Linked DNA regions of Homo sapiens: region 1 is linked to region 2. A link is a contact called in ENCODE Hi-C or POLR2A ChIA-PET data. All regions are on one chromosome and are shown on one strand. The core of a region is the stretch at or near the end of the contact, and the rest is flanking DNA. Distances in the headings are between cores, read along the strand shown. Region 1 holds the start of DRC10 (dynein regulatory complex subunit 10). Region 2 holds the start of PPTC7 (protein phosphatase targeting COQ7).

Evidence for each region. Hi-C counts contacts between places; a loop is a spot of excess contacts on that map. ChIA-PET counts read pairs that join two places held with the same protein, here RNA polymerase II (POLR2A). Pooled maps may share reads with other maps.
Region 1: a loop to region 2 is called in a pooled map, with 4 times the contacts of the local background. The contact joins the promoter of DRC10 here to the promoter of PPTC7 in region 2. A Hi-C loop is called at or near these places in 4 of 50 pooled maps. POLR2A ChIA-PET finds 5 or more read pairs at or near these places in 2 of 52 experiments (GM12878 and activated T-cell).

Annotation. Positions count from the first base shown.
Region 1 is chr12:113,219,654-113,223,030 of GRCh38, forward strand. It overlaps DRC10 (dynein regulatory complex subunit 10), which reads right to left and starts at 1,441. Exons shown (of 5, transcript NM_001330452.2): 1 at 1,344-1,441. TPCN1 (two pore segment channel 1) reads left to right here and starts at 1,811. Exons shown (of 28, transcript NM_017901.6): 1 at 1,811-1,973. RefSeq lists an enhancer at 1,040-1,189.
Region 2 is chr12:110,581,789-110,584,784 of GRCh38, forward strand. It overlaps PPTC7 (protein phosphatase targeting COQ7), which reads right to left and starts at 1,530. Exons shown (of 6, transcript NM_139283.2): 1 at 1,021-1,530. The coding sequence starts at 1,243. RefSeq lists silencers at 1,163-1,312, 1,353-1,682.

The sequences.
Region 1 (3,377 bases), core at 191-2,690, 2.6 Mb after region 2:
TTGAACCTCAAAGTTTTTTTTTTATATATTTTTTTGAGACAGGGTTTTTCGCTCTGTCGCCCAGGCTGGAGTGCAGTAGTGCAATCATGGCTCACCGCAACCTCCGCCTCTTGCGATCAAGCAATTCTCCCACCTCAGCCTTATTTATTTATTTATTTATTTATTTATTTTTTGAGCTGGAGTCTCGCTCTATCACCCAGACTGGAGTGCAGTGGCACGATCTCGGCTCGCTGCAACCTCCACCACCCGGGTTCAAGAAATTCTCCCGCTCAGCCTCCTGAGTAGCTGGGATCACAGGCACACGCCACCAGGCCCGGCTAATTTTTGTATTTTTAGTAGAGACAGGGTTTCACCATGTTGGCCAGGCTAGTCGCAAACTCCTGGCCTCAGGTGATCTGCTGGCCCAGGTGATCTGCTGGCCTCGGCCTCCCAAAGTGCTGGGATTACAGGCTGAGCCACCGCGCCCGGCCCTTAGCCTCATTTAATCATCACAAGAAACTCTCTGTCTTCAGTAGGTACAATGAGATCACATCTTAAGGATGGAGATGGGAGTTAAATTCCAAAGTTAGGATAAAGGCAAAAGTGGTGTAATAAAAATTACCTAATTTATTTATTTATTTGAGACAGAGTCTTGCTCTGTTGCCCGGGCTGGAGTGCAATGGCGCTATCTTGGCTTACTGCAACCTAAGTCTCCCGGGTTCAAGTGATTCTCGTGCCTTAGCCTCCCGAGTAGTTGGGATTACAGGTGCGCCTCCATGCTCAGCTAATTTTTGTATTTTCAGTAGAGATGGGGTTTCACCATACTGGCTAGGCTGGCCTAGAACTCCTGACCTCAAGTGATCTGCCCGCCTCGGCCTCCCAAAGTGCTGGGATTACAGGCGTGAGCCACCATGCTCGGCAAAAACAACAACAACAACAACAAAACAAACAAACAAAACTACCTAATTTAAACACTGAAGTGAGATTGCCTGCTCACCGAGGAACGTATGGCCGTTGGGTGAAATGGGAGGGGACTTATAAACTCCCCTCCCACCCACAGCTCCCATGTTTGACTTGAAATAAGTTAACTACGATATGACTCTGCTTGACTGTTGTCCTCCTCGTTTTAGGGATGAGGGAGTGGAGCCATGAAGTGGGCAGGTAGAAGGGCAGAATGGAGGCCGGCTCCCTGCAGGTTGTGGAGCGAAAGGTCCAGACTAAGGCAGGAGCTGAGGGACAGGGTCCTGAAGCTGAGACGAGATCGCAGCGGGGGCTTCTAATTCCTCAGGGAGCCAAAGGACAGAGGGCTGAACCCTATTCCACATCTCCCCCGATCCGCGACCCTTTCCCAACTGGCTACTCACCTGCTCTGACCGCTCCAGGTTTCCCTAGCCACAGTTACCGCCGCGGTCCCTGCGTTGCTAGGTTACCCGCCAATCTCAGAAGGCGAGACTCGGTGTCTGACTGACCTTTCTTTTCACCATTCAATTTATTGTTCCGCTCAGTTGTCCCCACCTCCTGAAGTCTGACCAATCAGAAGCACCGCCATTTTGACCTTTCACCAATGGAAAGACTTGGGACTCCCTCTGGGTTGGACTCAACGAGTAAGGCGGGGAACAAGGGAGGAGTAAGGGGCGTGGATTCTTCGTCCCGCCCCTTCTTAAGGAGGCGGGCAGGGAGTACCGCATCGGCGGCGGGCGAGACCTGCGGAAGGACGTGATAGTTGGCCAATCAGAGTTCATCACGGTAGCCCAGTTAGCCAGTAGGACGCTGTGAAGGGGAAATGGGGCGGGGCCAGCGGGGTTGAGAGGACGGTAGGCGGTGGATAGGAGAGCTGGCGCAGCTGCCCTGGTGGCAGTGGCTGAAGTGGCGGCGGCTTCGGCGGCTGCGGCGGCTGCAACAGCTTCGGGCTCGGGGTTTTGGCGGCGGCGCCGGCGGGCTAGGCTGCGCGGTGCGGACCCCGGCGCGCGGTCCGGGTTGCTGGGGCGGCGCGTGTAAGAATCCGAGGGATGCGACGGCTTGGCCCGAGGGAGAGGGCAGGGATCAGGGGTCAGAGGACGCGGAGTAAGGGGTTGCGGCGCAGCACTCTGGTGTGGGAGGTGGGCCGTACGGGCCCAGAGGGGGCGCAGGGAAGTCTCCACCGCGCTTCTCTCCGTCCAGCCCGGGCCGGGGCTTTGCACCCTCTCTCCTCGCCCCCGACTTCTTAGGGCGACCCTCACGTGGGCTCCCAGCCAGGGGCTGGGAGCACGTGGAGCTGGAGCCAGCTGTCCTGCCTCCTTCTTCCTCCCTCCCTCGCTCTTCTCCCTGGCGCCCTTAGGTGACCCCACAGGAGTCTTGTGCCTGGGTCAGGCTGCCCCAGCGGACAGCGGGATGGTAGCTGAACCTCTTCCCCTAGGCCCTTTCCCCAGCGCTGGCCAGTTGGGTCCTCTGTAGAGGCAGAAGCAAAGCCCGCGGAGGGAACACTGGACCAGGACGCAGGAGTCCCGGGTTCTAGCCCTACTCCTCCACTGTGTGACCTTGGGCAAGTCTCTTCCCCTCTCTGGGCCTCATTTTTGTCTGTCTGGAAAAATGACGTGTTTGAATTCAAATCAGGGGACTGGTTCTAGTCGTAGGTGTATATAGGGTAATGGTTAAGCAGGCAGGGTCCCTGATTCAGACTGCCTGGGTTGAAACTTATAAAAGGCAAGTTAACCACTCCAAGCTTCAATTTCCTCATTCCTAAAGTGGGGATATTAGCTAAGATAGGATTTTTCAACAGCAGCTCAGTTGACATTTTGAGCCACATAATTCTGTTTCGGGAGGTCTCACCTGTGCATTGAAGCAAGTTCAGTGGCATACCTGGACTCCACCCACCAGCAATCCCCCCACTCCCAAGTTGTGACAGTCAAGATGTCTCCAGACATTGCCGATGTCCCCATGGGGGCAAAAATCACCCCAGTTGAAAGCCAGTGGGCAAAGGCAGTACAGGCAGGCAAGCAGTCATATATTAAACAGTTAAACAACCGTGTTGAAGCATTTGAATGCGAGGACTTTAATCTATGGTGGCAGATATCATGAAAATTATGCATGAACAACCCCCCTGCCTCTTTTTTTTTAGCTCATCATTAATGGTAGTGTATTTTATGTGTGGCCCAAGATAGTTCTTCCAGCGTGGCCCAGGGAAGCCAAAAGGTTGGACAGCCGTGAGTTAAAACATAGAAACCACTAGCCATTATGATAATGGTAACATTAAGAAACCTCTTCTCTGTGAGTTAATAAATTCTCCTGCCTTCAAAGTAAACATGGGAGATAATTGTCAAAGCTGAGTAATGGATACAAGGAAGTTCACGTATATATTCTCTGCACTTTTGAGAATGTTTGAAAATATCTGTGGTAAAAAGTTAAACCAAAACGACAAT
Region 2 (2,996 bases), core at 280-2,779:
GCATATGAAATTTAAAGTAACCAAAAACTTAGTCTCACCTGGGAAGGGAAATCAAAGTGACATTTGAACCCAAGTTCAATGACAACACGTCCTTCAATTTCAAAGCGAGCGCATTGCTTTATTCATTCAAAGAGTTTTAACGGCACAATATCCCATAGCATACACAAAATCTCCTAAGGCGTACATTATGGTAAAGTTTCTGACTGCTTGTGAACTATATTTAGCCCTTTCTGCCAGCTCTCTCCGTAGTCTCCCACCCCCAAAAGGTATAACTGGAATAGGCCTCAGGGAGCACCTGTGGCCTGAAAAGGCTGTGACCAATCCTCAGAGCTTTACCGGCTGCAATCTACAAGTAGGCTCGACCATTCTATTTTGGATCAAGGAGACTCTGCCAACCCCCAAGTGACCGCAAGTGGACAAGATCAATTTGGGAGAAAACGCTGTGAGGGTTTTTTCGCCAAGCCAGCAGCCCCCACCGCCACACTCCGAAAAGGGTGAAGATTTGGTTACCATCCAGGCGGCGAAAGAATACGGCCGGGCTGTCTGGGGGCTCACGACTGCCTGTCGGCCGGCGATCCCGCAGCCTGGGCCGGGCTGTGGTGTCGGGAGCACGCGAAGAGGCAGGGATCCCCGGGGCATGCGGAGAGGGAACCAGAACGAGGTTAGGAGCCTGCAGGTGTCGCCCAGGGAGGGGACGAGGTCGCCCAGGGCTGGCACGGCCGAGTGAGACCGAGAGTGTGGCTCTGGACTCGGACAGACCGGTCACACTCTCGGGTTGTGACCTTGAGCACACGACTTGACCGCTGTGCGCCTTAGTTTCCTCCTCTCTAAAATGGGGGTCGTTCAAGCGGAAAACGCGCCTCGGAGCGCTTGGCACGGCGCCTGGCGCATAGTAAGCGCTCCCTCCATGTGAGCGCTCTGGCTCCTTTCGCCGCCGGGAGGAACTGGGGAAGCCCCGCGCGGGGAGTCCCCGGGAGGCGGATCCGAGGCTGGGGCAAGGGAACCGGGTCGGGGACTCACCGAGCACGTCCGCGGAACGGTGCCGGGCCACGAAGCACGCGTCGTCCCCGTAGCACGCGCCCTTCTTGAGGAGGCCCTTACGGAAGTCCTTCCCGAAGCCGCAGCCGGCCGTCACCAGTCCGTAGTCGCCGCCGCCGCCGCCGCCGGCCCTGGGGTCGGTCTGCGAGAGGCCGCCGAGCACGGCGCGGGCCACCAGCCGCCCGTACGAGAGGACCGAGAACATCGCCGCCGCCGCCCCCCCGAGGAGGCGGGGGGCCGGGGGAGCAGGAGGACGCGGAGGCCCGGAGCCGGCTCTCTCCTCAGCCGCAGTCGCGCCGCCGCTGGGGCGCTCCTCAGGGCGGCGCGCAGTGGCCGCCGCCGCCCCTGCCCGACGCGCGGGGCCTCGCACGCGCTCAGCCGCGCGCACCGGAGCCAGAGCGAGGTCAGAAGCGGCGGCTCCTCCGCCTCAGCCCAACTGAAGTCCCGGCTGCAGCGGCCGCCGCCGCCGCCGCCATCTTCCGCTCCACTAGCGTGTTCCGGGCGGTGCCGGCAGCACCGCCCCCTCCCTGGCCCTGCCCCTAGCCCCGCCCCGATTCACCGCTCAGGCCCAAGCCCAGCCCCTTGGGCTCGCTGCCTTATGCAGTCACCAAGGTTGAACATGCGCAGAGGGTGCGGACGCAGTGTCTCTTGGGAATTATAGTCCCGGAGTCGTAGTCACTTTTGACTTGGCTGCCAAAGATTTAGGACCTAGGGGGATTCCTCAGACGCGGGACCTATGTTAAGTTAGTAGGAATTGCAGGTGGGCCACGTGAGGGTTTTCTACCCTGTTTTAACCGTATCTTTTAAAGCCTGTTTTAAATAAATAACGCCACCATTCCTTTAAACAAAAACCTGCAAGAAACCAGAATGGAGTCACATAATGAGAAACAGAGGTACACAGATCTAGTGACACCTCCCCAAGTAATATACTGGAAGGATTTAGGGCGGCAAACTGTTTGGAAAGAAGAGACTTTTTGTAGTCTTTTAGGAAAAATTGAGAAAATGTTATGTGTCCCTATCAGAGTGGGAGGGGACACAGATGGTGTCATGTCCCTTTTGCTAACTGGCCTCTAGCCATGCTCACAGCTGTCTCAAGACCTTTGCCCTTGCTTTCGCTTCTACCCTTTGGAATGTAATTCGTTTACCTGAGGGTCCTGTGTTTTCTGTTGCTGTATCCCCAGAACACGTGAGCACCCAGTAAATATGTGAATGAATGAAAGAATGAATGAATATTTCACTAGATTCTAAGTTTCCCAAGGACAAGGATCATTTGCTGCTCAATTATTAGAATCTAAAGCAATGCCTGGCACACAGTAGGAGAGTGTGTAAATGTCTGTGGAATAAAAGAAGGAATAATGGGCTGGGCGTGGTGGCTCACACCTGTAATCCCAGCACTTTGGAAGGCCGAGGTGGGCAGATCACTTGAGGTCAGGAGTTCAACACCAGCCTGGCCAACATGGTCTCTACTGAAAATACAAAAAAAAATTAGCTGGGCTTGGTGACAAACGATTGTAATGCCAGCTACTCAGGAGGCTGAGACAGGAGAATCGCTTGAACCTGGGAGGCAGAGGTTGCAGTGAGCCGAGACAGCGCCACTGCATTCCAGCCTGGGAGACAGAGCTGGACTCCATCTCAAAAAAAAAAAAAGGAAGGAGTAATGGAATAAGAACACAAATGATAAAAGAAAGTCATGTTTGTTGAATACAGGAATGATTGAGTGAATGGGGTTCACAAACAACAGAAAATGAGCTTTGGGGCAAGTAATTCAATTTAGAGTAATTTTTAGTTTGATTGAAACATATATTTCTCAGAAACAGCAGTCTTTTTCTAGTTCACTTTTAACAAGACCATTGTTACTTTGGGGATTCCCACCTCGTTTTTAAATGGTCCTTTTTTATGCTTTCTTAATATATTTAAAATGCTGCCAACTATCAACTCAACACATATTATTCCGTTAT